Regions from separate parts of the Homo sapiens genome. Here all the other regions are linked to region 4. Evidence: chromatin contacts called from ENCODE Hi-C or POLR2A ChIA-PET data. All regions are on one chromosome and are shown on one strand. Each heading gives the region's core, a stretch centred on a gene start or an enhancer-like site at or near the end of the contact. The rest is flanking DNA. Distances are from core to core; before and after follow the strand shown.

What was found. A loop is a pair of places that touch in the nucleus more often than their neighbours do. ChIA-PET counts read pairs that join two places held with the same protein, here RNA polymerase II (POLR2A). Pooled maps may share reads with other maps.
Region 1: a pooled map shows a loop between it and region 4 (7-fold over the local background). The contact joins the promoter of ZNF714 here to the promoter of ZNF682 in region 4. A Hi-C loop is called at or near these places in 6 of 50 pooled maps.
Region 2: a loop to region 4 is called in a pooled map, with 13 times the contacts of the local background. The contact joins the promoter of ZNF431 here to the promoter of ZNF682 in region 4. A Hi-C loop is called at or near these places in 1 of 37 single-sample maps with no recorded cell type and 11 of 50 pooled maps. POLR2A ChIA-PET finds 5 or more read pairs at or near these places in 4 of 52 experiments (CD4-positive, alpha-beta T cell, CD8-positive, alpha-beta T cell, activated CD4-positive, alpha-beta T cell and 1 more).
Region 3: a map of CD8-positive, alpha-beta T cell shows a loop between it and region 4 (28-fold over the local background). The contact joins the promoter of ZNF493 here to the promoter of ZNF682 in region 4. A Hi-C loop is called at or near these places in 2 of 168 maps with a recorded cell type or tissue (CD4-positive, alpha-beta T cell and CD8-positive, alpha-beta T cell) and 5 of 50 pooled maps.

What each region holds. Positions count from the first base shown.
Region 1 is chr19:21,079,639-21,087,195 of GRCh38, reverse strand. ZNF714 (zinc finger protein 714) reads right to left here and starts at 4,993. Exons shown (of 5, transcript NM_182515.4): 1 at 4,848-4,993; 2 at 3,127-3,218. RefSeq lists an enhancer at 4,505-4,654.
Region 2 is chr19:21,137,247-21,144,687 of GRCh38, reverse strand. ZNF431 (zinc finger protein 431) reads right to left here and starts at 2,648. Exons shown (of 5, transcript NM_133473.4): 1 at 2,502-2,648; 2 at 1,045-1,137. The coding sequence starts at 2,504. RefSeq lists enhancers at 162-1,361, 2,143-2,622.
Region 3 is chr19:21,395,786-21,403,374 of GRCh38, reverse strand. ZNF493 (zinc finger protein 493) reads right to left here and starts at 6,242. Exons shown (of 4, transcript NM_001076678.3): 1 at 6,108-6,242. The coding sequence starts at 6,137. RefSeq lists a silencer at 5,965-6,203.
Region 4 is chr19:20,033,972-20,041,435 of GRCh38, reverse strand. ZNF682 (zinc finger protein 682) reads left to right here and starts at 1,931. Exons shown (of 4, transcript NM_033196.3): 1 at 1,931-2,093. The coding sequence starts at 2,091. It also overlaps the pseudogene LOC101928960. RefSeq lists an enhancer at 1,585-2,161.

The sequences.
Region 1 (7,557 bases), core at 3,744-6,243, 1.0 Mb before region 4:
GCAGACAATCAAGTTGTGTTGATCCTCTTCAAAAGATGATTTATAGTTAACTTAAGACTTTGACAGATGTTCTCAAATGCAAGTTTGTTGTAACTTTAGAAATTGTGACATTAGAATACAGAAAAAACTTTCAGTATTCATGGAGAACTGAAATGTTCATGACTATCAAACAGAATAGGAATTAACTGAATGGACTGAACTAATAGAAGACTGAAGTTATATTTTTTGACTTTGCATAAAATGTCACTGATCCTTTGTTTTGTTTTTCAGGGTCAAGAAGACTCTGACTAGTTAGGCAAAAATATCATCACCCCTGTTCAGCATGAAGTAGTTACAGAAAATGAATCTTCATCCCTCTACAACTCTTAGGATTAAGTGTGCCCATGTTAAAAAGAAGGGGGAGATGTCAGAGGCATATGGAACCAGAGAAAATCTATTTTGAATAGGGGCTGGATAAAATAGGGCTGAGACTGACTGGGCTGCATTCCTGGATGGTTAGGCATTCTAAGTAACAGGACAGGATAGAAGGTCAGCAAAAGATACAAGTTTTAAAGACCTTGCGGATAAAACAGGTTGCAGTAAAGAAGTCAAATAAAACCCACCAAAACCAAGATGTGACGAGAGTGACCTCTGGTCACCCTCACTGCTACACTCTTACCAGTGTCGTAACAGTTTACAAATGCCATGGAAACATCAGAAGTTACTGTATATGGTCTAAAATTGGGGGGCATAAATAATCCACCCCTTGTTTAGCATATAATCAAGAAATAAGCATAAAAATGTGCAACCAGCAGCCCTCGGTGCTGCCCTGCCTATGGAGTAAGCCATTATTTTATTCCTTTACTTTCTTAATAAACTTCCTTTTACTTTACTGTGTGGACTCACCCTGAATATTTTCTTGAGCGAAATCAAGAACCCTCTTGTGGGGCTTGAATTGGGACCTTGTTCTAGTAAGAACTCTGCACATTTTCTTCTTTTTCCCATTAAAAGATTCAGCTGAATTTGTCTTCAGTGGTCTAAATAAAATTTTTCACAGGCCCCAGAACTTTAAACTATTCTCAGTCTGAGTCAACATAAAATCTCATTTTATGTCTCTTCTAAGAACATGCTGATTTCATGGTAAAACATTCTCTGATTTAAAATCTGACTTTTCACCCTTCATTTGCCATTGCTCTCCTGCCTTCTTTCTAATCTTGTTTGCTGCTCCCTAGGAAAGAAAGCCCTTGTTGGCCTAAACTATGCAATCCTTAAAATTTTTATAGTTGGTACTTTTTCCTGTTGCAATACTCCTTTGGAATTCTTTTTTTTTTTTTTACATAAACCTAACTTTGTTTGATATTCCAAAGCCTAGAAACTGCCTCAAAACAATAACAACTTTATCATCAGTAAGACCCTCTCAGTCCCCTTTCATCTTAACCTTAACTGCATTTGCCTGTGGGTCCTCAGCTTTCCAGGGCTCTGTCAGCAGAAAGGCTTCTTCCATGGCTGGGGTGAGCAGACTGGACATCTGCAGGGGAGCATCCCCCATAAATAAACTAGCTGGTCCTTTAATAACCTCCTTTTGTAGGCTCAATATTAGCCTTAGCTCTGAGACACTGGGCTCAAGCTTTAGTTTCCATGTTAGAGTTACTCACTTGGTTTTTGAAACTACGTGTTTGAAAAATCCAGCAAAATTACTCAAACACAGTGTTCATATAAGGGAAGGAAATTTTAAGGTACTTACATTTTATACCTCAATAAAAAAAGCAAAAGTATCTACTCCTTTATGAAAATATATCTATTATTGTATTGTTTTCATTAAAAATCATGTAGTAAACAATTAGTCATATGGGAACACTTCTAGGTGGTACCAAGTTTCATCTCATAAAATGTAGCATGAAACTCAGAAATCAAGATAACAGGATGTGAACACAGATATTCACTGTCAAAAATCCTATCCTGCAGATAGAGCAACTGATGTTTTCATGAATCTATGTTTACTCACCAATTATCTACCACATTTTCTTATGGACATGTATTCATTTTCTACAGCCAAAATAGAATAGAGATTTTCCCTATTCTTTTCCTCGGTAGCTAGCATTCTAAAAGCTGAGCCTTGAAATTCTGTTTGAATTCACCTAGCCATAAAAAACAAACACACCTGAGAAACCTTTTAAACTCACTCTGGGAAAGAAAAAGGTAAATGAGAATTTTTAACAAATGGAATATATAATTAAGCATTAATTTCTTTTTCTAAAACCCATCTCTTTTATGCCCTTTGTAAATATTTTCCTGCTGGCCGGGCGTGGTGGCTCACACCTGTTATCCCAGCACTTTGGGAGGCCAAGGAGGGCAGATCATCTGAGGTCAGGAGTTTGAGACCAGCCTGGCCAGCTGAGGCAGGAAAATCACTTGAACCCAGGAGGTGGAGGTTGCAGTGAGCCGAGATCATACCACTGCACTCCAGCCTGGGCAACAAGAGTGAAACTGTCTCAAAAAAAAAAAAAAAAAAAATTTCCTACCTTTCAAGCCCTACTAATATAATGCAATTTACAGCTAAAAAACTGAGGTCAAAATAAGTGAACAAATCTCTTCAAGGTGACAAATCCAGAAGTGGCAATGATGGTTAAATAACAGATGTGTGTGACTCATGTTTCAAGTCAGGCTATTCAGTCACTTGAGAGATTCTTCCACCCACTCCTACTCACTTATGTGCTCAAGAAGCACCCATTCAGGAGACACTGCAGTATTTCTCGGTGGCTGCTCCAGAGGCATTTTACTTTGCAAGCTCTTACACCATCTCAGTTAACCTTGCTGATGGCTATGGGTGACAGAATTAGGCATCTACAAGACCATAGGACATGGGGATCTTTTTCTTCTCCAAAAGGGAAAACTTAAGTGCTAATGGAACTGCTGGAAAAAATCCTGACTGCTGGAGTCAGGTTTTTTGTGTTTTTTGTTTGTTTGCTTGATTTTTTTTTTCTTTTTTGGTCTTTTGGGATACTATTTTTTCTGTCACAATTTTTTTTTCTTTTTAACACTATTTTTTCTTTCACTACATTTATTTCATTATATTTCTACCCCTTAGACAATCCAGGAGGCAGATGTTATTTCTGTGTTTTCCCCTCAGTACCAGCATCTGATTACCTTTTCAAAGTAAGAGTACACTAGAAGCTTCCTCTCTGCCCCAGGGATCCACTTGCTCCCTTGAGAGGATACACTCCAGACCTCAGGTCGCCCTATGGAAGAAAATAAACCAGAAGCTGATATTCACTAGGCACTTTAGCTGACATAACCATGGTGGATATCTTGGTTGATCCCCAGACAGTACTGAAACCCACGACCAGAAAAAAACTAAAGGGTGGCTGAGGACACATCACCTCATAAAGGTTTCAAAGGAATACCTTGACCCAAAAACATTCTGACAAGATCTTTGTACCTAGAGAAGATACAAGGAGAAGAGGCACAGAGAAATTTTACAATACAGTGTCAGGGGATTATTCTTTGCTTTCTTCTCATGGGAAAGTTACAAACAGGTAACAAACCTTTTAAAAAGCGTCATTTAAAGCTTTGTCAAAAAATAATTAATTAAAATATGGTATACAAAAGTACACTAAAAGACAAACAGGTGATAACGTGAATTAGGGAGGAAAAGCTGGCATTAGGGAATGCCAGGAGGAACTGGAAATTTAATATCTTACTGCAAGCCAGAGTGAGGCTGGAGATATGGGGGACGGGAGGTTAGATTTAAGACAGTGCTTGGGACACAGTTGAAAAATGCACCAGAAAATCAGTTCCCCATGGAGTGTGAAAATAATTAAGCGGCGGGAAATTAGACTGAGGTGTCTCTAGTCCCTGGATTCCTACTTTTAAAAAAATCTGGCTGGGCGCGGTGGCTCACGCCTGTAATCCCAGCACTTTGGGGAGGCCGTGGAGGGCAGATCACCTGAGGTCGGGAGTTCGAGACCAGCCTGACCAACATGCAGAAACCCGTCTCTACTAAAACCACAAAATTAGACGGGCGTGGTGGCGCATGCCTGTAATCCCAGCTACCTGGGAGGCTGAAGCATTGGATCGCTTGAACCCGGGAGGCAGAGGTTACGGTGAGACAAGATCGCCCCATTGCACTCCAGCCTGGGCAACAAGAGCGAAACTCCATCTTAAAAAAAAAAAATCTAACTGAGGTGCATTTTTAGTAAATTACTACATTGAGAGAAACAAAATTCATCCTTAACCAACTATAAACTGCCAATTAACATCTAATTACATAACCAGGAAATTTTCACCTTTATTTTACAAATTAAGAAACTATGTATCTGAACCTAACCAATTACTGAATTTGGTTTTCTTCATCATGCTGTTTATAAAAGTCTTTACTTCAAGCCCCGCCCATAAACCATAAATTACAAACCACAGCTGGGTGCTCCACAATTTTTGAATCACGCTTTGATTAAATGCTTTAGTGTTTTAACGGTGACTCCCATACATTTTCAACAGAAGAGGAACTGGAACCCCACGGACCCATTCATAAACCCGCACCCCGAGTCAGGATTCTACCCCTGGGACCCTCCAGTGGTCCCTGCACAATCCGGGAGAGACGCGCCGCTGAGGGTCCAGAGCTGCCCTGAGAGGACTCCAGGTCAGGGCCCAGTCACTGCGCAGGGAAAAGACAGGACGCCCGGGATCCCGCAGTCAGCGCAGCCGCCATCTTATGGCTGAAGGGGACTGAGGCCGAGCTGAGCAAGGAGAACTCCGGGCGCAGATTGTAGAGTTGACTGCGGGGAGGCCTAAGTCCCACCACAGCCACTTCCCACCGCTTACAACCCGCCCCTTCCCCTCTCTCGGGATGTCGGACCCGGCACTCTCACCATTTCTAGGCTTCCGGGGTACCTGGCGTCTTAGCTGTGGATCTCTCAATACCTGCAGGTCACAGGGCCACAGAGGCTGGGCCTCTGCGAGCAGAGGACACAGGGCAGTGAAGGCGAGACCTGCAGCTCCAGCTGCAGCGAGAGACAAAGGCCCCGCCACATCCCCGAAGCCGTCCTGTCCGCTCCAGCTGCAGGCCTGATTGGACGGTTCCCAACCCAGCGTCGCTGATTGGATAACTTTTAAAACCCCACCTTCTCGTGCCCTGAGTGACAGAAGATGTGATCAGTTGCTGGGCTGAGTGAAGAAAGGGTGACAGCCTAGGCTGCAGCCTTCTCAGGCAGGGCTTCCTCCCAGAGCTGAGCCAGGCCCACCCCAGAGGGAATTTGCCTTTAAACTTGTGTGTAAAGTCATATGCATTTATAAATAATATATGGCTCTTCACAAAGGAAAAAATATAATTTTATAATAACAATTATTTTAAAATTTCAGATTTTATGACCTTCCTGGCTTCTTTCTGGTCTTTGAGCAGGCAGGCTGAGATTTTAGAAAGGAGGTAATCCTCTGAAATAAAATGTGAGCCATATGTGAATTTTAAGTTTTCTAGTAGCCAAACTTGAAAAAGAAACAAGAACAGGTTGAATTGATTGTAACAATTTAATTAACCCAATATATCAAAAAAATTTTCATTTTAATGTGTGAGAAATATGTAATTATTAATAAAGTATATAAATATTTGGAACTAAATCTTTGAAACTAACTCTGTATTTTACCTTTCTAGCATCGCACTTCAGACCAGGCGCCACACATGGCCAATAACTGCCACATTGAAGTGCAGCTCTGATGTCAGCGGTGTGAAGGGCCCAAGCAAACCTTTTCTGCCAGAGGTGAAGGAAGAGCCTCTCCCTACCAACATCTCTCTTCCGTTCCGGGGGTGGAACAGATAGTGGCCAAAGAAAGAGGAGACGGCAGCAGGAATAAAATAATTACAAGTAAAGCACTGCTGGATGAGATCACAGGCGCGCGCCACCATGCTCGGCTAATTTTTTGTATTTTTAGTAGACACGGGGTTTCACCATGTTGGCCAGGCTGGTCCTGAACTCCTGACCTCAGGTGATCTGCCCGCTTTGGCCTCCCAAAGTGTTGGGATTACAGGCGTGAGCCACCGCACCCAGCCTCAAAATGTTTTTTCTTTCTTTTTTTTTAATTTTAAAAAATGATGGGAACATGTCAAAGGGAGCCAGCCTGAAAGAACTCCCAATGGTCCATCCTGGAACAATGTTAGCATCCAAATGAATAATTAGAGCACTGACCTATAAAATAAATCAAGTCAAATAAATAAATACCCATGCATTTACACTGATACACAAAAAACTTTAAATAAATAAAAAAGAAAAAAGGATAGGGAAATTTTTTTTTACAGAATTCCAAATACTAATCAACATAGATAAAATGCTAAAGAAACCATCACAAAACCACCAGTTATTATTGTATCCAAGGTTAACTGAGGAGTGTAAAAATTGTAAATAACACTTAAAAAATAAGCATTGTATTTGCATAGCACCAAAGTATCTGACTAAATTGTACCCTTCAGTTTTAAAGCAACCTATCACTATTAAAAGCAACAATTATGACTCTTTGTTACTGGATTTATAATATGTAGATGTAAAATTGTAAAAGCACCACAAAAGATCAACGAATAAAATAGAATCGCCCAGGCACGGTGGCTCACGCCTGCAATCCCAGCACTTTGGGAGTCCGAGGTGGGTGGATCAAGAGGTCAGGAGTCCGAGACCATCCTGGCTAACAAGGTGAAACCCTGTCTCTACCAAAAATACAAAAACTTACCTGGGTGTGATGCCGCACGCCTGTATTCCCAGCTACTCGGGGGGCCGAGGCAGGAGAATCGTTTGAACCCGGGAGGCGGAGGTTACAGTGAGCCGAGATCGCGCCACTGCACTCCAGCCTGGCGACAGAGGGAGACTCTGTCTCAAAAAAAAAAAAAAAAAAAAAAAGAGCTGCCTGGGCAACATAATAAGACCCCATCTCTACAAAAAAAAAAAAAAAAAAAAAAAATTAATTAGCCACTGTAGTGGTGTGTACGTGAAGTCCCATTTACCAAGGAGGCTGAGAGCTAAGAATTTTGAGGTTTGATTGAGCTGCACTCTGGCCAAGATGACAGAGCTGTCTACAAATACATACACACATGTGTAAAATATAACACTTTTTTAAAAAGCTTGCAAGTTCTTTTATGATCCCGTGTCTGTGCATTACTGTAATAATATGGATTAGAAGCAGAATAACTGTATCCAATATGGAGTTTGAGAGAAAACAGAAATATATCATCTGTACTTCAGGTGTCCTGATAAGGATCAGCGGAGGGTTCTGCCCTCTGACTTTATCTCTACTAAATGCATGAGAGGCAGAGTTTTTTTGTTTTGTTTTTTGTTTGTTTGTTTGTTTGTTTTGAGACGGAGTCTCGCTCTCTCACCCACGCTGGAGTGCAGTGGCACAATCTCAGCTCACTGCAAGCTCCGCCTCCCGGGTTCACGCCATTCTCCTGCCTGAGCCTCCGGAGTAGCTGGGACTACAGGCGCCCGCCACAACGCCCGGCTACTTTTTTGTCTTTTTAGTAGAGACGGGGTTTCACCATGTTGGCCAGGCTGGTCTCTAACTGCTGACCTCGTTATCCGCCTGCTTTGGCGTCCCAAA
Region 2 (7,441 bases), core at 1,399-3,898, 1.1 Mb before region 4:
TAAGCCTTGGAATTCTGTTTGAATGCACCCAGCCATAAAAAAAACACACCTGAGGAAACTTGTAAACTCACTCTGGGAAAGAAAAAGGTAAATGAGAATTTTTAACAAATGGGATACATAATTAGATATTAATTTTTTTTCTAAAACCCACCTCTTTTATGCCCTTTGTAAATATTTTCCTACCTGCCAGGCACAGTGGCTCATGCCTGCAATCCCAGCACTTTAGGAGGCTGAGGCAGGCAGATCATCTGAGGTCAGGAGTTCGAGACCAGCCTGGCCAACATGATGAAACCCTGTCTCTACTAAAAAAAAATACAAAAAATTAGCTGGGTGTGGTGGTGTGTGCCTGTAATCTCAGCTACTTAGGAGGCTGAGGTAGGAGAATTGCTTGAACCTGGGAGACAGAGGTTGTAGTGAGCCAAGATCAATCCTTCTGCAGCCTGGGCAGCAAGAGTGAAACTTGTTTCAAAAAAAAAAAAAAATTCCTACCTTTCAAGCCCTACTAATATAATGCAATTTACAGCTAAAAAAGTGAGGTCAAAATAAGTAAACAAATATTTTCAAGGTGACAAACCCAGGGAGTGGCAGTGCTGATTAAAAAACAAATGTGTGTCTGACTCATGTTTCAAGTCAGGCCATTCAATCACTTGGGAGATTCTTCCACCCACTCCTGCTCACTTATGTGCTCATGAACCACCCATACAGGAGACACTGCAGTATTTCTCGGTGACTGCTCCAGGTGCATTTTACTTTGCAAGTTCTTACACCATCTCACTAGAGTCAGGTTTTTTTGTTTTTGTTTTTGTTTTTTTCTGGTCTTTTGGGATACTATTTTATCTGTCACAAATTTTTCACTTTTTAACACTATTTTTCTTCCACTATATTTATTTCATTATCTTTCTGCCCCCTAAGACAATCCAGGGGGCATACATTATTTCTGTGTTTTCCCATCAGTGCCAGCATCGGACTGGCTGACCAGCAATGTGTCCCCAAGAAATGAAAGCTGGGTTGGGCGTAGACAATTTTAATGTCTCAAGAGGTTACCTTTTCAAAATAAGAGTAAACTAGAAGATTCCTCTCAGCCCCAGGGCATCCACTTGCTTCCTTGAGAGGATACACTCCATATTTCAAGTCGTCCTATGGAAGAAAATAAACCAGAAGCTGATATTCACTAGGCACTTTAGCTGACATAACCACGGTGGATATCTTAGTTCATCCCCAGACAGCACTGAAACCCACGACCAGAAAAAAACTAAAAGGTGGCTGAGGACACATCACCCCATAAAGTTTCCAAAGGAAAACCTTGACCGAAAAACATTCTGACAAGATCTCTGTGCCTAGAGAAGATACAAGGAGAAAAGGCACAGAGAGTTTTAACAATACAGTATCAGGGGATTATTCTTTGCTTTCTTCTCATGGGAAATATTTACAGATATTTTTTTTAAAAAATCTTTTAAAAAACTTTTTGAAAAGCGTCATTTAATGCTTTGTCAAAAAATAATTAAAATACGGTATAGAAAAGTACACTAAAAGACAAATAGGCGATAACGTGAATTAGGGAGGAAAAGCTGGCATTTGGAAACACCAGAAGGAACTGGAAATTTAGTATCTTACTGCAAGCCAGAGGGAGGCTGGAGAAATGAGGAATGGGGGTTAGACTTAAGACCCTGCTTGGGACACAGGTGAAAAATGCAGCGGAAAATCAGCTCCCCATGGACTGTGAAAATAATTAAAAGGCAGGCAATTAGACGGAGGTGTCTTTAGTCCCTGGGTTCCTACTTTAAAAAAATCTAACTGACGTACATTTTTCAGTAAATTACTACATTGAGAGAAACAAAACTCAGCCCTAACCAACTATAAACTGCCAATTAACCTCTGATTACATAATCAGGAAATTTTCACCTTTATTGTACAAATTAAGAAACTATGTAACTCTACCTAACCAATTACTGAATTTGGTTTTCTTCATCATGCTTTTTATAAAAGTCTTTTCTTCAAGTCCCGCCCATGAAGCACAAATTACAAACCACAGCTGGGTGCTCCACAATTTTTGAATCACTCTTTGATTAAATTATTTAATGTTTTTATAGTGACTCCCATATATTTTTAACAGAAGACAAGAGGAACTGGGAACTCCACGGAACAAAGCTCTTCCCATTCATGAACCCGCACCCCGAGTCAGAACTGTCCCCTGAAGACCCTCCCGTGGTCCCTGCACAATCTGGGAAAGACGCGGTGCTGCGGGTGCAGAGCTGCCCAGAGAGGGCTCCAGGCCAGGGCACAGTCACTGTGCAGTGAAGAGACAGGACGCCTGGGGTCCCGACTGTCAGCACAGCCGCCATCTTATGGCTGGAGGGGACTGAGGCCGAGCTGGGCAAGGAGAACTCGGGGCGCAGACTGTGGAGCTGACTGCGGGGAGGCCTGAGTCCCGCCACAGCCACTTCCCACCGGTTACAACCAGCCCTTCCCCTCTCTCGGGATGTCCGACCCGGCACTCTCACCATTTCTAGGCTTTCAGGGGGTCCCGGTGTCTTAGCTGTGGGTCTCCCAATACCTGCAGGTCACAGGGCCACAGATGTTGGGCCTCTAGGAGCAGAGGACACAGAGCAGCGAAGGGGAGACCTGGAGCTCAGGCTGCGGCGAGAGACAAAGGCCCCGCCACATCCCGGAAGCCGTCCTGTCCGCTCCAGCTGCGTGCCTGATTGGACGGTTCCCAGCCTAGCGTCGCTGATTGGATAACGTTTAAAACCCCACCTTCTCAGGCCCTGAGTGACAGAAGATGCGAACAGATGCTGGGCTGAGTGAAGAAAGAGTGACAGCTTAGGCTGCCGTCTTTTCAGGCAGGGCTTCCTCCCAGAGCTTAGCCAGGCCCACCCCAGAGGGAATTTGTATTTAACCTTGTGTGTAAAGTCACATGCATTTATAAATAACATACTGTATGCCTATTCACAAATGAAAAGAATATAATAACAATTATTTTAAAATTTCGGATTTTATGACCTTCCCGGCTTCTGGTCTTTCAGCAGGCCGTCTGAAATTTTAGAACGGAGGTAATTTTCTGAAATAAAATGTGAGCCATATGTAAATTTTAAATTTTCTAGTAACCAAACTTAAAAAAAAAAAGTAACAGGTTGAATTGATTGTAACAATTTAATTAACCCAATATATCAAAAAATTTTCATTTTAATGTGTGAGAAATATGTGATTATTAATAAAGTATATAAATATTTGAAACTAAATCTTTGAAACTAACTCTGTATTTTACCTTTCTAGCACATCGCAGTTCAGACCAGGAACATTCCAGGCACTCAGGAGCCACACATGACCAAAGCTTCCACATTGAAGTGCAGCTCTGATGTCGGGAGGTGAAGGGCCCCAGCAAACCTTTTCTGCCAGAGGTGAAGGAAAAGCCTCTCCCTACCAACATCTCCCTTCAGTTCTGAGGGTGGAACAGATAGTGGCCATAGAAAGAGCAGAGGGCAGCAAGAACAAAATAACCACAAGGAGACCACTGATAGCCACCTGTTGCCCATTTTCTTCCAGAGATCAGACAGTGAAGAAAGAATGTTGGGGCCACAGGATAATAAAACTCTGTGTCTTCAGATCTGTCCACACTCTTGACCTCAAATGTTTAGATATGGAGAAAACAGATTAAAGGCAAAACTTATTTTGCTATTGGCCTTGGCCCTAATGGTCAGGCCGTAGTTATCTGTTTTCTCCTGTGGTGTGTGGGACTGTGTGGGTATAAGCACCAATCACATGCATACATGTCTACGTGTATTTCTGCATTACTCAACATTCTCTTACAAGTCACCCAACTTTAAATCAGGGGAAAAAATCAGTACCTATAGGGTGCCCACTGTTAGAAGGTAACTAGTAATCAACCTGTCATAGAATCCTGGTGTCCTATCTGCACGGGGTGCATGTATTAGTTAGCTATTGTAGCATAACAAATCGTCCAAAACTTATTAGTTCATAATTGAGATGGTCAGCCATTTAGGCTAGACTGAGTGGGGCCGTTCTTCTAGTCTCAGCTGAGCTCTTTGAGACACGTATCATCAGCTGCTTGTTGACTAGCCAGCTGTGCTTCTGGGGGTGAGCTTCTAGTTCTGGGGCTGTCAACAGGGCACCTTGCTTCTCCTTCCCATGGTATCTTATTTTCCAGCTGGCTAACATGGCTTTATTCAGGGAGATGGCAGCATTCTGAAAGAAAAACAGAAGCATTCAAGACCATTTGAGCCTGGGCCCCAAACTAGCCCACTGTCATGTTCACAAGTTTCTACCACTCTGAGCCAATAAGGCCAGCCAGATCTAGGGTTTGGAAAACAGATTCTGGATCTTGATGGAAACAGTTGTAAAAGCACCTGGCAATGGGCATGGATACAGAAGAGATTAAAAATTGCCACCATTTTGCAATTAGTACCAATCTACCTCTTTTCCATATGTGGTTCATAGAACTCTTTCACATCAAGAAAATTGTCCAAAGACCCACAGATACTAAGTGGCTGGGCTGAGACTCAGGATTAACTCTGTCTGACTCCAAAGCCCATGTACCTCCATAGATCACACTACAAAGTAGCTGCCCTGCCCTAGACCCTTGAAATCCTGGAGAGTGACACTTGTACAGAAGAAACCAGATTCCTTCAGATTTGTGCTCAGTACTGTTTATCATTGGGAATAATCATCTCAAGAAATTGCAGAAGCACTAGCTGGCTCACACCTGTATTGTTAGCACTTTGGTAGCCTGAGATGGGAGAATTACGTGAGCTCAGGAGTTCCAGTGCAGCCTGGGCAACATAATAAGATGCTGTTTCCATGAAAAATAAAATAAAATAAAATTTAGCCAGCCATGGTGGTGCATGCCTGTAGTCCCAGCTACTTAGATGGCAGAGGCAGGAGGATTGCTTGAGCCTGGAAGGTGAAGGCTGAAGTGAGCCATGATTGGTTACACCACTGCAATCAAGACTGGTTGATAGAGTGAGACCCTGTCTCAAAAAAAGAAAAGAAATTGAAGAAGCATTTTGAAAAGACATAGAATAATTTAAGGAAATAGCTGAGGGATGAGTTTAGGAAATCGAGGCCCAACAACACATTATTTATTTTTCATCATATAAAAAAATTTGAAAACTTTTAAGAGAAAGAAACTTTTTTTTTTTTTTTGAGACCAAGTCTTGCTCTTTTGCCCATCCTGGAGTGCAGTGGCCTAATCTCTGCTCACTGCAGCCTCTGCCTCCTGGGTTCAGCAATTCTCCTGCTTCAGGCTCCCGAGTAGCTGGGATTACAGGTGCGCGCCACTATGCCCAGCTAATTTTTTTTGTATTTTTCGTAGAGATGGAGTTTCACCATGTTGGCCAGGCTGGCCTTGAACTCCTGATCTCGTGATCTACCCGCCTTGGCCTCCCAAAGTGCTGGGATTACAGGTGTGAGCCACCGTGCCCAGCCTAAAAGAAAAAAACTTTAGAGAAATTATATTTAACAGAGTTTATTTGAGCATAGAATAATTTGCAAATTGGGCAGCCTGTGAATCCAGAACAGGGTCAGAGGGACTCCAGCACAGCCACATGATGAAAACAGATTTATGGCAGAAAAAGCAAAGGGACATACAGAAAATAAACATGAGGTGTAGAAACAGCCAGATTGACCACAGCTTGGGATTTGCCTTATTTGAACATGGCTTGAACACTTGATGTTATTTTATTGGTAAAAACACGGTGGTTGGTACAATAATAAGTTACAGTCTATTTATGTATAAATAAATCAAATGGTGCCATCTCGACTCACTGCAACCTCCGCCTCTCGGATTCAGCCATTATCCTGCCTCAGCCTCCCAAGTGGCTGGGATTACAGGCGCTTGCCACCATGCCTGGCTAATTTTTGTATTTTTAGTAGAGACGAGGTTTCACCATATTTACCAGGCTGGTCTTGAATTCCTGACCTCAGGTTATCCACTTGCCTCAGCCTCCCAAAGTGCTGAGATTACAGGAGCGAGCCACTGCACCCAGCCCTGATAAAATAGTGTTAAGCAAAGCTAACTAAATGGACTGGATTGTTTTTGTAATTGAGACTGATGACAATCAGATTCACTGAGAGTGAAAAAAATGTGTTGACTATTATAAAATAGTCATTGGATGTCTTATGCACCAGATAATAGAACCTCATGTATCTTCTGCTACTGAAGTCTAATATGATTAAATGCAGCAAAACTTCAGTGCATTATGGCAAAGCATATTTTCACCAGGTAAAGAATGCTTTTAATGGTCTACTGACTGAGGACAGTAAAACTCTTTATAATCTATAACCCAGAGATTGAGTCTGCTTGCCATCCACACTGCAGCAAGACTTCAGGACCTTGAACCTTGGGTTAATAATCTCATGACTCAGAAGGGCCCCTCCAAACATTTGCAATTGTATATCCATTGGAGATCTTAAGGTAAAGCTAACCAGTAAAGTTTCTTCTCAAAAGTGGATGGCAACATTGATATAGATAGCTTTTTTTTTTTTTTTTTGAGACAGAGCCTTGCTCTCTCATCCAGGCTGGAGTGCAGTGGTGTGGTGGTGGCTCACTGCAACCTCCACCTCCCGGGTTCAAGCGATTCTTCTGCCTCAGCCTCCCGAGTAGCTGGGACTACAGGTGTGTGCCACCATGTCCAGCTAGTTTTTGTATTTTTAGTAGAGTCGGGGTTTCACCATATTGGCCAGGCTGGTCTCGAACTCCTGACCTTGTGATCCACCCACCTCGGCCTCCCAAAGTGCTGGGATTACAAGCATGAGCCACCGCACCTGGCCCAGATAGACTTTTTTTTTTATAAGATCAAAAATCAAGACATCTTTGCTATCATACACTCTTTGTTCGCTGTTTTTTTCTTATGGCTCTACAAATGACAGAAATTAAAAAAGGCCTCTTGTGTGCACTCATGGCATACACTTATATGTAGAAGATTTTGGCTGGGCGTGGTGGCTCACACCTGTAATCCCAGCACTTCAGGAGGCTGAGGCAGGCAGATCGCCTGAAGTTCTGTGCAGTCACTCCAGGAGTGCACAGGAGTGCAGTCACCGCTCAAGAAAACCGATAACCACAGCCAGACAATTAGGGCCAAGGCCAAATAGCAAAATAAATGCCTTTAATCTATTTTCTCCATATCTAAACATTGGAGTTCAAGAGTGTGGACAGAACTGAAGACGTAGAGTTTTTTTCTCCTGTGGCCCCATCATCCTTTGTTAACTGCCTGATCTCTAAAAGGAAGGTGGGCAACAGGTGGCCAGCAGTGGTTTACCTGTGGTTATTTTATTCCTGCTGGCCTCAGCTCTTTCTATGGCCACTATCTGTTCCAACCTCGGAACTGAAGATAGATGTTAGTAGGGAGAGGCCCTTCCTTCCCCTCTGGCCCTTCACACCACTGACATCAGAGCTGCCATGTGTGGCTCCTGGGTGCCTGGAATG
Region 3 (7,589 bases), core at 4,993-7,492, 1.4 Mb before region 4:
CTGCTATAGTAATGAAAATATGGGTGACACTGACCTCTTCCTATCAAAACCAAACGGAACAGTTCCTGTGACCACCTTTTAGTGCAAAGGTGAAACTTAACTCTCATGAATCTATCTTGAACCCCACACACTTAATTCTGTCCTCACCTTAAGAGTCACATGAGACACAATTAAAACATGAATACTTTCACCTAGAACAATACACAGAACCTGTGGAGAGAGCACAAGTAAAGAGATTTCTGCAAATTGGCCATGTAATCCCGACACAATTCTGTCCCTGACATCCTCAAATGTCTTAAAGACACCTAGGTGATTGTGAGACGGTTCTCAGTGACTCAAGGCTGATGGCCCAGTGATAAGCCAGGCTGAGAGAGATTCATGCTGATTCTAAATAGAAAATGGAACTGCTTTGGTGGAACTCCAGAACCTGGATCACCTATCCTGATGTGCTAGCTTTTGGGTAAGAAGGACAAGAATACTCTACTCCATTATTACAATTTACAGGTAGGTATAGTTGTGGTCATAGCTCTGGATACTTTGTGGCCTTATCCCTCACTCTTAAGATGCTTGTTTACACTTATAGATTCTGTCATCAGATTCTATTTATACCTGGAGCCTCTCATATAACTGTAGCAGGTCACTAAACAAGATCTGAAAAGCTTAAAAAGCCACACTCTCAAAGGGGGGCTTTAAGATGTCTATGTTGACATCTCACAATGCAGAAAATGCATTTTGTTGGTTTTCATTACATTCACAATTGAAAGTCTGGCCCTGTCTTGTAAATCCCAGGCAGAGGCCTGACCCTATGTGCAGATTCTAAGTGGGGTTAGCCTGACTCTGCATTCTTGGGTGTTACAGCAAGCAGAGTACAATCAAAGGAGAGATCCCTTCATAGAGGCTCCTCTAGCCCATTCTATTAATATGTCTACCTAAAAGGAAAAAACTGAGGAAACATGAATATAATTAGAGAGTTCGTCAGGGCCAAGCTTGAGGATTATAACCTTGGAACAATGATACATCCTGCAAAGACTGAACAAATAAGAAATTGAATCCCTGAATAGACCAGTAACAAGCTCCAAAATTGAATTAGTAATAAATAGCTGGCCAGGGCCAGGCATGGTGGCTCATGCCTGTAACCCCAGCACTTTGGGAGGCCAAGGCAGGTGGATCACAAGGTCAGGAGATCGAGACCAGCCTGGCTAACACAGCGAAACCCCATCTCTACTAAAAATACAAAAAATTAGCCGGTCGTGATGGCGGGTGCCTGTAGTCCCAGCTACTCGGGAGGCTGAGGCAGGAGAATGGCATGAACCCATGAGGTGGAGGTTGCAGTGAGCCGAGATCGTGCCACTGCACTCCAGCCTGGGTGACAGAGCGAGACTCCATCTCAAAAATAAATAAATAAATAAAATGAAATAAATAAATAAGTAGATAAATAAATAGCTGACCGGGCATGGTGGCTCACTCCTGTAATCCTAGCACTTTGGGAGGCCGAGGCGAGTGGATCACGAGGTCAGAAGTTCAAGAACAGCGAACAGCCTGGCCAACATGGTGAAACCCCATCTCTACTAAAAATACAAAAATTAGCTGGGTGTGGTGGTGCACACTTGTAATTCCAGCTACTCAGGTGGCTGAAGCAGAGCATTGCTTAAACTCAGGAGGTGGAGGTTGCAGTGAGCTGAGACTGTGCCACTGCACTCCAGCCTGGGCGACAGAGTGAGACTGTCTCAAAAAATAAAATAAAATAAAATAAATAAATAAATAAATAGCCTGCCCACCAAAAATAAAACAAAGAACCACACAAATTTACAGCTGAATTCTACCAGATGTAAAGTAAGAGCTGGTACCACTCCTACTAAGATTATTTCAAAATACTGAGAAAAAGGGACTTCTTTCCAACCCATTATGTAAAAACAGCATTATTCTAATATGAAAATTTGGCAAATATAAAACAAAAAAATAGAAACCTTGAGGCCAATATTTTTAATGAACATTGATGAAAATATCCTCAAGAAAATACTGGAAAACCAAATCCAGGAGAACATCAAAAAGCTAATCCACTACGATCAACTTGGCTGTATCTCTGAAATAAAAGGTTGGTTCAACATGCAATTAATAAATGTTACTCCTCAAGTAAACAGAACTAAAGACAAAAACCACAGGGTTATTTCAGTAGATGTTAAAAAAGCTTGCAATGAAATTTACCATCCTTCATGTTTAAAACTTTCAAAAAACTAGGCATTGGAGGTACATACATCAAAATACTGAGTTATCTAAGTATGACAAACTTACAGCCAACATACAAAATGAACACAAGCTGGAAGCATTCCTTCATGAAAACTGGCACAAGAAAAGAATGCTTTTTCTCAAAACTCTTGTTCAACATAGAATTCAAAGTCTCGGCCAGAACAATCAGGGAAGAGAGAGAAATAAAAGGCATTCAGACAGGAAGAGAGGAAGTCAAACTATTCCTGTGTGCAGATGACAGGATTCTGTATCTTCAAAACCCTACAGTCTCAGTAGAAAAGCTCTTTAAACTAATAAACAACTTCAGCAAAGTTTCAGGATACTAAATCATAGCATCCCTGATGTACAATAACAACTACATGGTCAGTATGACCCTCCCTGTCCCCTTTTATCTTAACCTTAACTGCATCTGCCTGTAGCTTTCCAGGACTCTGTAGCTTCTGTCAGCAGAAAGGCTTCTTCCATGGCTGGAGTGAGCAGGCTGGAACATCTGCAGGGGAGGCTCTCCAGAAAAAAAACTAACTAGGCCTTTAATAAACTCCTTTTGCAGGCTCAGTATTAGCCTTAGCTCTGAGTCACTGGGCTCAACCTTTAATTTTCACGTTAGAGTTACTCACTTGGTTTTTGAAATTAAGTATTTAAAAAATTCAGCAAAATTACTGAAACACAGTGTTCACATACGGGAAAAAAAATTTTAAGGTGCTTACATTTTTTTTTTTGAGATGGAGTCTCTCTCTGTCACCAGGCCAGAGTACAGTGGTACAATCTTGGCTCACTACAACCTCAACCTCTTAGGTTTAAGCCATTCTCCTGCCTCAGCCTCCCAAGTAGCTGGGACTACAGGTGCGTGCCACCATGCCCAGCTAATTTTTCTATTTTTAGTAGAGGCAGGGTTTCACCATGTTGGTCAGGATGGTCTTGATCTCTTGACCTTGTGATCTACTCGCCTCAGACTCCCAAAGTGCTGGGATTACAGGCATGAGCCACCGCGCCCGGCCAAGTTGCTTATATTGTATACCTTAATAAGAAAAGCAAAAGTATCTATTTCTTTTAGAAAATAAATGTCTTATTCTATTAATTCCACTAAAAATCATGCAGTTAACAATGAGTCATATGAAAACACTTCCAGGCAGTATCAAGTTTCATCTCATAATATTTAGCATGAAACTCACAAATCAAGATAACAGGATTTGAACAGAGATATTCACTGTCAAAAATTTACCTTGCAAAAAAAGGAACTTACGTTTTTATGAATCTACGTAACTCACCAATTACCTACCGCATTTTCTCATGGAAATGTATTCATTTTCTACAGCAAAAATGAAATGGAGATTTTTTCTCTCCTTTTTCTTGGCAGCACTCTAAAAGCTAAGCCTTGAAATTCTGTTTGAAATCACCCAGCTATAAAAAAAACACACCTGAGAAAATTCAAAAACTCACTCTGGGAAAGAAAAAGGTACATGAGAATTTTTAACAAATGACATATATGATTAGATATAATTTTTTGAAACCCAAATCTTTTATGCCCTTTGTAAATATTTTTCTACCTTTTCAAGTCCTACTAATATAATGCAATTTACAGCTAAAAAACTGAGGTCAAAATAAGTGAACAAATCTCTTCAAGGTGACAAATCCAGGAGTGGCAGTGCTGGTTAAATAACAGATGTGGGCCGGGCATGGTGGCTCACACCTGTAATCCCAGCACTTTGGGAGGCCGAGGCGGATGGATTATGAGGTCAGGAGATTGAGACCAGCCTGCCTAACACAGTGGAACCCTGTCTCTACTAAAAACACAAAAAATTAGCCGGGCATGGTGTCAGGCACCTGTAGTCCCAGCTACTTGGGAGGCTGAGGCAGGAGAATGGCGGGAACCCGGGAGGGAGAGCTTTCAGCGAGCCGAGATCGGGCCACAGCACTCCAGCCTGGGCGACAGAGTGAGACAAAAAAATAAAAATAAAAAAATAAAAAATAAAAAATAAATAAATAACAGATGTGTCTGACTCACCTTTCAAGTCAGGCCATTCAATAACTTGAGAGATTCTTCCACCCACTCCTGCTCACTTGTGTGCTCAAGAACCACCCATTCAGGAGACACTGCAGTATTTCTTGGTGACTGTCCCAGTTGCGTTTTACTTTGCAAGCTCTTACACCATCTCACTGGAGTCAGTTTTGTTTTTGTTCTTGTTGTTTGTCTTTTGGGATACTATTTTTTGGGCCACAAATTTTTCACTTTTTTTTTTTTACTCTTTTTCTTTTACTATATTAATTTCACTATTTTTCTGCCCCCTTAGAGAATCCAGGGGGCAGAAATTATTTCTGTGTTTTCCCCTCATTACCAGCATCTGATTGGCTGACCAGCAATTTGTCTCCAAGAAATGGAAGCCTGGTTGAGGGAAGGCAATTTTAACATTTCAAAGGGTTACCCGTTTCAAAATAAGAGTACACCGGAAGATTCCCCTCAGCCCCAGAATATCCACTTGCTCCCTTGAGAGGATACACTCCATACCTCAGGTCATCTTATGGGAGAAAATAAACCAGAAGCTGAGATCCAATGGACACTCTAGCTAACATAACCATGGCAGTTATCTTGGTTTATCCCCAGATAGTACTGAAACCCATGACCAGGAAAAAACCAAAGGGTGGCTGAGGACACATCACCCCATAGATTTTCCAAAGGAGAACTTCGACCCAAAAACATTCTGGTAACATCTCTGTGCCTAGACAAGATGAAAGCAAAAGAGACAGAGATTTACTACAATGCAGTGTCAGGGTATTATTATTTGCCTTCTTTTCATGGGAAATATTTACAAACAGATAACAAATCTCTTTAAATGCACCATTTAACCATTTAATGCTTTGCCAAAAAAATAATTAAAATATGGTATAAAAAAGTACAGTAAAAGACAAATAGGCGATAATGTGAATTAGGGAGGAAAAGGTGGCATTTAGGAACGTCAGAGGAAACTGGAAATTATCTTACTGCAAGCCAGAGTGAGGCCGGAGAAATGGGGGATTGGTTCCAAGACTCTGCTTGGGACACAGGTGAAAAATACAGCAGAAAATCAGTTCCCTGTGGAGTGTGAAAATAATTAAGTGGCAGGCAATTAGACTGAGGTATTTCTAGTCCCTGAATTCTTACTTTAAAAAAAAAATCTAACTCAGGTGCATTATTTTTAATTACTACATTCAGAGAAACAAAATTCAGGCTTCAGCAACTGTAAACTGCCAATTAAGCTCTGATTACATAACCAGGAAATTTTCACCTTTAACGCACATATTAAGAAACCATGTAACTGTACCTAACCAATTAGTAAATTTGGTTTCTTCATCATGCATTTTATAAAAGACTTTCCTTCAAGCCTCTCCCACAGACCACAAACTACAAACCATAGCTGGGTGCTCTACAATTCTAGAACCACTCTTTGATTACATTCTTTAATATTTTTGCAGTGACGCCCATAAATTTTTAATAGGAGAAAATAGCAACTGGGAACCCCACGGACCAAAGCTCTTCCCATTCATGAACCCGCACCCCAAGTCAGGATTCTCCCCTGATGACCCTCCCGTGGTCCCCGCACAATCTGAGAAAGACGCGGCGCTGCGGGTGCAGAACTGCCAGAGAGGACTCCAGGCAGGGCACAGTCACAGTGCAGGGAAGAGACAGGACGCCCGGGGCCCCGGCTGTTGGCGCAGCCGCCAACTTACGGCTGAAGGAGACTGAGGCCGAGCTGGGCAAGGAGAACTCAGGGAGCAGATTGTGGAGCTGACTGCGGGGAGGCCTGAGTCCCGCCACAGCCACTTCCCACCGGTTCCGAGCAACTCCTTCCCCTCTCTCGTGATGTCGGACCCAGCACTCTCACCATGTCTAGGCTTTCAGGGGGTCCTGGCATCTTAGCTATGGATTTCCCAGTATCTTCAGGTCACGAAGCCACACACGCTGAGGACACAGAGCAGTGAAGGGTAGACCTGGAGCTCCGGCAGCAGAGAGAAACAATGGCCCAGCCACATCCCGGAAGCCGTCCTCGCCGCTCCAAATGTGTGCCTAATTGGACGGTTCCCAGTTCTGCGTGTCTGATTGGATACGGTTTAAGGGCCCGCCCCTTCAGGCCCTGAGTGACAGAAGATATGACCAAATGCTGGGCGGAGTGAAGAAAGAGTGATAGCCTAGGCTGCAGCCTTTTCAGGCAGGGCTTCCTCCCTGAGCTGAGCCAGGCACACCTTAGAGGGTATTTTCCCTTAACCTTGTGTATAAGGTCATAAGCACTTATAAATAATATATGGCTATTCACAAATTTAAAAAAATAATTATTTTAAAATTTCAGCTTTTATGACCTTCCTGGCTCCTAGTCCTTTGAACTAGCAGCCTGAGATTTTTAAAAGGAGCCAATCTTATGAAATAAGATGTGAGCCACATGTGAATTTTAAATTTTCTAGTAGCCAGACTTTAAAAATAAAGAAGGGCCGGGCGCAGTGGCTCACGCCTGTAATCCCAGCACTTTGGGAGGCCGAGGCGGGTGGATCGCCTGAGGTCAGGAGTTTGAGACCAGCCTGGCCAACATGATGAAACCCCGTCCCTACTAAAAATAAGAAAAAATAACCAGGCGTGGTGGTGGGCGCCTGTTATCCCAGCTACTCGGGAGGCTGAGGCAAAATAATCGCTTGAACCCGGGAGGTGGAGGGAGGCAGAGGTTGCAGTGAGCCGAGATCGCCCCACTGCACACTCCAGCCTGGTCAACAAGAGTGAAACTCCATCTCAAGAAAAAAAAAGAAGAGAGAAAGAGAGAGAGAGAAAGAAAGAGTGAAAGAGAGAGAGAGAGAAGGAAAGAGGGAAGGAAGGAAAAGGAAGGAAGGAAAAAGAAGAAAGAAAAGTGAAGAGAAGAGAAGAAAGAAAATAAAAGTGAAAGAAAAGAAAGCCGGGTGTAGTGTCCCATGCCTGTTATCTCAGCACTTGGGGAGGCCGAGGCAGGCGGATCACCCGAGGTCAGGAGTGCAAGACCAGCCTAGCCAACATGGTGAAACCCCGTCTCTACAAAAATACAAAAATTATCTGGGTATGATGGCAGGTGCCTGTAATCCCAGCTAATAGAGAGGCTGAGGCAGGAGAATCACTTAAACCCAGGAGGCAGAGGTTGAGGTGAGCCAAGATCACGCCATTGCACTCCAGTCTGGGAAACAGAGCAAGACTCCATCTCAAAAATAAAAAAATTTTAAAAAGAAGGAGAAGAAACAGGTGAAATTCATTGTAACAATTTAATTAACCCAATATATCCAAAATATTATCATTGTAATATGTGAGCAATATGTAAAGATTAATGAAGTATATATATATTTGGAACTGTATC
Region 4 (7,464 bases), core at 682-3,181:
CACATGGAACCAGGTTCAATCAGGAACAAAGCGAGTAGCAGAGGTTGGTTCTGCAAAGTATAGTAAGTGGGAAATGAGTTAAGATTGTAAGGTCACAACTCAGCAGCAAACGTTTTTACATGCATTTGAAAAACCATTTATAACTAATTCATCAAAACTGTTGATGAAGGCCAGGTGCGGTAGGTCACACCTGTAATTCCAGCACTTTGGGAGGCCGAGGCGGGTGGATCACGAGGTCGAGAGATCGTGACCATCCTGGCCAACATGGTGAAACCCTGTCTGTACTAAAAATACAAAAAGTTAGCGGGCGTGGTGGCAAGCGCCTGTAATCCCACCTACTTGGGAGGCTGAGGCAGGAGAATCGCTTGAACCCGGGAGGCGGAGGTTGCAGTGAGCCGAGACCGCACCATTGAACTCCAGGATGGGCAAAAAGAGCAAAACTCTATCTCAAAAAAAAAAAAGAAAAAGCTGTTGGTGAAAAGCAGTAGTTTGGGTACTTGGCTACACACTGTAATCACCCTGAGAGCTTTAAACCATATTGTTGCCCAGATCCAACTCCAAGGATTCTAATTTAATTGGTCTGTTGCAACTTGGGCTTCAGGGATTTTAAGTTTACATCCTGCCCCGCCCCTCCAGTCATTCTCCACACCCCCCGCCGCCACCACCACCCTCCCCACGAAGTCTCACTCTGCAATGGCGCGATCTCGACTCACTGCAACCTCCGCCTCCCACGTTCAAGCCATTCTCCTGCCTCAGCCTCCCGAGTAGCTGGGATTACAGGCGTGTGCCACCATGCCCGGCTAATTTTTGTATTTTTAGTAGAGATGGGGGTTTCACCATGTTGGCCAGGCTGGTCTCGAACTCCTGACCTCAGGTGATACGCCCGTCTCGGCCTCCCAAAATGCTGAGATTATAGGCGTGAACCACCGCTCCCAACCCCGCAGGTGATTTTTATTTGCCAGGGGTAAGAAGCACTGGATCTGATGAAGAATGCATTAGCTGTGAGTGATTTTCATGTATGCTGCCGGGATTTGCCCCATGGCAACTCTGGAGACTGGGGTTTTAGAAAACATCCTTGCCCTGTTAAAAATTAGAAGATGACTTCAAGACATACTCAGCTGCTTGGCTAAATTGCAGAAAGAGAAAATGCCTTCTTCAGAGATCTTTTTTTTTTTAAACTTGGTTTCACTCTGTCACCCCGGCTGTAGTGCAATGGTGTGATCGTGGCTCACTGCAGTCTTGGTCTCCCAGGGTCAAGTGATCCTCCCGCCTCAGCCTTCTGAGTAGCTAGGACTGCAGGCGTGCACCACCAGACTTGGCTAAATTTTTAATTATTTTTTGTAGAGATGGGATCATCGCTATGTTGCCCGGGCTGGTCTTAAAACTCCTGGCCTCAAGTGATGCTCCCGCCTCAGCCTCCCTAGTTGCTAGAACTACAGGCACAGGCTACCACGCCTGGTTTCTTTTTTAAAATGTGGCTACTAGAAAATGTAAAATTCATATGTGCTTCACAGTTTATTTCTTAGAGAATTGCCTCCCTTGCGACATCTTAGGCTGCCTGCTCAAAAGACTGGAGGCTAGGAAAATGATGAAATCTGAGATTTTAAAATAATTGTCATTATATTGTTTCCATTTGTGAATAACATATGTATACTATTCACAAATAAAGATAACTTTATATACAAAGTTAAATGCAAATGTTCCCCAGGAAGGGCCAGTTTCCAATTCAGGAAGGAAGCGCGCCAGAAAAGGGTTCAGGAAAAACCTGTAACTCTTGCCTTATTCAACACATTCTCAGATCACGCCTCCTGTCACTCATGACCTGAGGGGGCGGGGCATGGAACTGTATCCAATCATGGGCGCTAGAGTGGGAACTGTCCAATCAGGTGCGCAGCCAAGGTAGAGGGGGCGGTGTCCTGGAGCTGGCGGGGCCTTTGTCTCGCTCCAGCCAGAGCTCAGGGTCCATCTTCATTGCTTAGTATCCTCTGCTCTAGTAGTTCCCGGTGACTGTCGCAGCCTCTGTTGCCCTCTGACTTGCAGATGCTGTGAGATCCAGAGCTAAGACTCCACGACATCCCGGAAGCCGAAAAATGGTGAGTGTGCCAGGCCGCGCATCCCGAGGTGGGGGCAGGGCTGGTTGAAACCGGCCGGAACCGGCAGTGACGGGACTGGGGCCTCCCAGCTGTCAGCTCCGGAGTCTGCGGACTGGAGTCCCCGGCAGGCACAGCTCGGCCGTCGATCACCTCCGGGCACAGGATGCGAGGTGGGCCAGCAGCCGGGACCCTGGGCGGGCATCCCGTTCCGTTCTCCCGCTTCCCGCCCGGAGCCCACCCTGGGAAGAGCCGCGCGCGTTCTTGCGTCTGCCCCGACTGCGGGGACAATGGAAGCGTCCTCAGGGCAGAGTCCAGACCCCGTGTGTGGTTTGTGCGTGGGAAGTGCTGTGATCCCGGGGGTCCTCAGTCTTTTCCTTCTCCTGTTTAAAAACTATGGGAGTCACCTTTAAAATGTTGAAAACTTATTGAAGTTAACAGTGATTTATGCTCAGAGAGCACCCAGCCACGGTTTGTGGTTGGGGGTCCAGCCGAAGAGCTTGAAGGAAAGTTTTTTATAAAGTGCAGGATGAAGCAAACCGAATTCAGTAACTGACTCGTTCCAGTTATGTAGTCATCTTATTTAGACTATTCAGGTTGTCATTGCCTGGTTATGTAATCAGAAGTTAATTGAAGGTTTGTGGTTGCTTAAATCTGAAAAATCTGAATTTTGTTTCCCCCTAAGGTAGCAATTTACAAGAAATGTATTTGCCTTTGATTTTTTTTTTTTTTAATGTAGGAACTCAGGGTACTAGAGCCACCTCAGTCTAACTGCCTGCTATTTATTTAACACTCCACAGAAGTGGTTTTCTCTTGGATTTTCCAAATGTGTGACAAACAGAATCTCAAAGCTACCACTCTGTTGCCCCAGCCTAACTCTGACTTGCAGTTGAATTTTAAATTTTCAGTTCTTTCCTGACATTCTTCAACACCAACTTCCCCTCTCTAATTCACAACATTATCAACTATTAGTCCTTTTTTGTACATTTCAGACACAGTATTTTGATTGATCATTATTTCAAAGAGCAGCGGATGGCACTTTTTAGAAAAAGAATTGTTTTTCATTTGCAAACATTTTACAGGAGATGAAAGCAGAGAATAATCCCAACACTCCACCATGAAAAAAAAAAAGACCAAAAAACAAAAACCTTTGTGCCAATCTCCCTTTAATCTTTCCTAGGCACAGACACCTTATCAGAATGTTTTTGGGTTGAGGTTCCACTTTGGAAACTTCACAGGGCAATGCATCCTCAGCCACCCTGTGTTATTTTCCTGGTTTTGAGTTTCAGAACTGTCTGGGGATGACATGAGATGCCCACAGTGGCTGTGTCTCCTGAGGTGTCTAGTGAATATCAGCCCCTGGGCCATCTCCTCTCAGGGGCAACCCTGCCAGGTATGGGAATGTGGCCTCTCTGTGGAGTGGTTGGTGCATTGTGCCTGGGAGAAATCAGGTATACCTTTCCTCTGAAAGCAAATCCATTAGGACATTAAGATTTTCTTCCCCAACTCCCAGTTTCCATTTCTTAGAGATACAGTGCTGGCCAGGCAATTTGGATGCTAGTATTGAGGAGAAAATTTTCTCAGATTGGTGAAGAGAGAAAAAAAATATCCCCAAGGACAAGGAACACCCAACCCAGTGAGGCAGTGCAAAAACCTGCAAAGCAAAATGCATCTAAGGGACACAGTGGGGCACAGCACAGTGGCTCTTGGTAGAATGGTTATTGTCCACTTCAGTGAGCAGGATGGGGCGGGAAAATGTCCCAAATGATAGAATGGCTTGACTTGACATCTGAGTCAGATATGTCTGTGTTCCAATCAGTATTGCCGCTTCCTGAGTTTGTCACCTTGGAAAGATTTCTTTGCTTATTTTAACTTCAGTTTTTAATTAAGTGTAAATTATCAGTAGAGCTTGAAAGGTAGTCTGTACTGGCAACCTGGTTTTTTCACCAACCCAGGCTTCTGTGCCACCTGATTATAGTCTCATCTGCCTGCATGGACACAGGAAGAAGTCAGAGCATAGCCTCTCCTGGGACACAATCTATAGCATGAACCAGTCCTTCCGTAACCCTGCACTGTCCCACCCATGGCTTCTAGATAGCAACTTTCCCTCGTTTGCCTTTTAGTTCCCCCACAAACCCTTTTTTTATGTGCACACAGTGTGCCCAACGCCACCCCTCAGTTGTCAGATGTCCAGTAGTTCAAGACCATGGGCCTAGACCTACCTTTTGCAGAAGCAAATACAAATTAGAAATAAGGGGCTTCATTCCCCCACTTGAAAATGAGGGAAGACATTTTGTTCTTTTGCCTTTTCCTGAAGGATAGAATTTAGAAAACTTTTATTATTGATTGATTGATTTTTTTGAGACAGAGTCTCACTCTTTCACTTAGGCTAGAGTACAATGGCATGATCATAGCTCACTATAACCTTGAACTCTTGGGCTTAAGCAGTCTTGCTACCTCAGCCTCCCAGTTACCTAGGACTATAGGCATGCACCAACTTGCCTAGCTAATTTTTTTTTTTTTTTTTTTTTCTTTTTTTTTTATAGAGACAGCATCTCACCATGTTCCCGGAACTGGTGTCGAACACCTGGCCTTAAGAGATCCTCCTGCCTTGGCCTTCCAAAATGCTGGGATTACAGGCATGAGCCACCATGCCCGGCCTAGAAAACTTTTATATGTACCTTTTTTCTCTGCTTCTTCAAAATATATGTAAATCTTTTTTTTTTTTTTTTTTTTTTTGAGATGGAGTTTCACTCTTGTTGTCCAGGCTGGAGTGCAGTGGCACAATCTCGGCTCACTGTAACCTCTGCCTCCTGGGTTCAAGCAATTCTCCTGCCTCAGCCTCCCGAGTAGCTGGGTTTACAGGTGCCCGTCACCACACCTGGCTAATTTTTTGTATTTTTAGTAGAGACAGGGTTCCACCATGTTGGCCAGGCTGGTCCTGAACTCCTGACCTCAGGTGATCTGCCCACTTCACTCCAGCCTGGGCAATAGGAGCAAAACTTTGTCTCAGAAAACACGAAGGATAGGATTTAATTCAGCAATCCAGAAAGCTAAAGGGTCACAGATACAGAAGGGTATCTCTTCAGTATCTGGAGAGATAAAAACGATAGGTGTTTTCAATAGAAAACTGCTGCTCCAAGGTAATTACTAATATGTGCAGGCTGAAGGGCTTATGCTGCGATAGCAAGACCAGCTCAGAGTACGCTCTGTACCTTGGTTTCTATTTATATTTTAAGAACAGTTGGCATAGTTATATGTACTCTTGTGTAGACAAACTGCATCCATTTAAATTAAAGAGTATTTTTTCGGCTGGGTGCAGTGGTTCACACCTGTAATCCCAGCACTTTGGGAGGCTGAGGTGGGAGGATCACCTGAGGTCAGGAGTTCAAGACCAGCCTGGCCAACATAGTGAGACTTCGTTTCTACTAAAAATACAAAAATTAGTTGGGTGTGGTGGTGAACGCCTGTAATCCCTGCTACTTGGTAGGCTGAGGCAGGAGAATTGCCTGAACCTGGGAGGCAGAGGTTGCAGTGAGCCAGGATCACACTACTGCACTCCAGCCTGGGCAAGAGAGTGAGACTCCATCTCAAAAAAAAACAAACAAACAGTATTTTGTACAATAGTGAATATAACAGCACAATATTTATTTTGGACAAACTGCTTTAAAATAATGATTTTGATATTCTGTATTCTTTTGAAATATAAATTATTTTAACTGAATTAATATTACAGATAATTTTCTAATACTACATACGTTATGACTAATATGTTAAAATTGTTTATCCTAAGATATTTATATCTTATATCAAAAGAAAATAGGCCAGGTGCGGTGGCTCACACCTGTAATCCCAGGAATTTAGGAGGCTGAGGTGGGTGGATCACGAGGTCAGGAGTTCGAGACCAGCCTGGCCACCATGGTGAAACCATGTGTCTACTAAAAATACAAAAATTTGCTTGGCGTGGTGGTGGGCGCCTGTAATCTCAGCTACTCGGGAGCCTGAGGCAGGAGAATTGCTTGAAACAGGAAGACAGAGGTTGCAGTAAGCCAAGATCATGCCACTGCACTCCAGCCGTGGCAACAAGAGCAAAACTCCGTCTCAAAAAAAGGAAAAAATATAGTAACAAATTGTTACAATAGATATTAACCCCACCTCTGTCACATCAATTAATATGCTTATTAATTAATCCAACAGGTATGATTATAGGTCAGCATGATTTTAGTGTCTATATGTATATATGTATTTGAGACAGAATTTCAGCCTGTTGCTTAGGGTGGAGTGCAGTGGCATGATCTCCACTCATTGCAACCTGTGCCTCCCAGGTTCAAGCGATATTCTCATACCTCAGCCTCCTGAGTAGCTGGGATTACAGGCACGCACCAACATGCCCGGCTGGTTTTTGGATTTTAGTAGAGACGGGGTTTCGCCATGCTGGCCAGGCTGGTCTCGAACTTTGGACCTGAGGCTATCTGCCCGCCTCAGCCTCCCAAAGTGCTTGGATTACAGGCATGAGCCACCGGGCCTGACCTTATTTTTTCTTTTCTTTCTTTTTTCTTTTTTTTTTTTTTGAGATGGAGTTTTGCTCTTGTTGCCCCAGACTGGAGTGCAATGGCGCAATCTTGGCTCACCGCAACCTCTGCCTCCCAGGTTCAAGTGATTCTCCTGCCTCAGCTTCCTGAGTAGCTAGGATTACAGGCATGCGCCACCAAGCCCGGCTAATTTTTTTAGTAGAGAGGTGGTTTCACCATGTTGGTCAGGCTGGTCTCGAACTCCCAACCTCAGGTGATCCGTCCGCCTCGGTCTCTTAAAGTGTTGGGATTACAGGCGTGAGTCACCGCGCCTGGCCCTATTTTTTCATTTTACTAACTTAGGCATGCGGCATTTACAGAACTAATAAATGCAACGGATGCAGTCACCCACCCACGGATATAATAGCTCTTCAGTTAGCTATGCCGCAAGCTCAGATATAATTCCAATATGTGAACAACGTTGGTTTCCTATTCCTCATCAAAAGATGCTGGTGGATGTTGTTAGATGGCTTCCAATATAAATCCCTAGTCCAATGGCCAGCAGATGAGACAGCAGCAAAGATGGAAGAAAAACCTCTAGAAATTCTGGATAGAATATGTATCTGTTCTTCAGAATGCGTGTGTTTCTCATGCTGAGAGTAGCTGTGCACTTTGGTTCTTTAAAGAGAAACATTGGGGGGAATTTTTTCTTGCTCACTTAACCAATCCCATATCTAATCTGAGTATTCCTTCAATATGCTTTCAATTTCTTTCTTTCTGTCAATATAATCTTCCACAGACTAATAACTGTTTTTCTCTCCAATGCCTTGGGTGTTTCAGAAGCTCTGTTGGTTCCTTGTGTC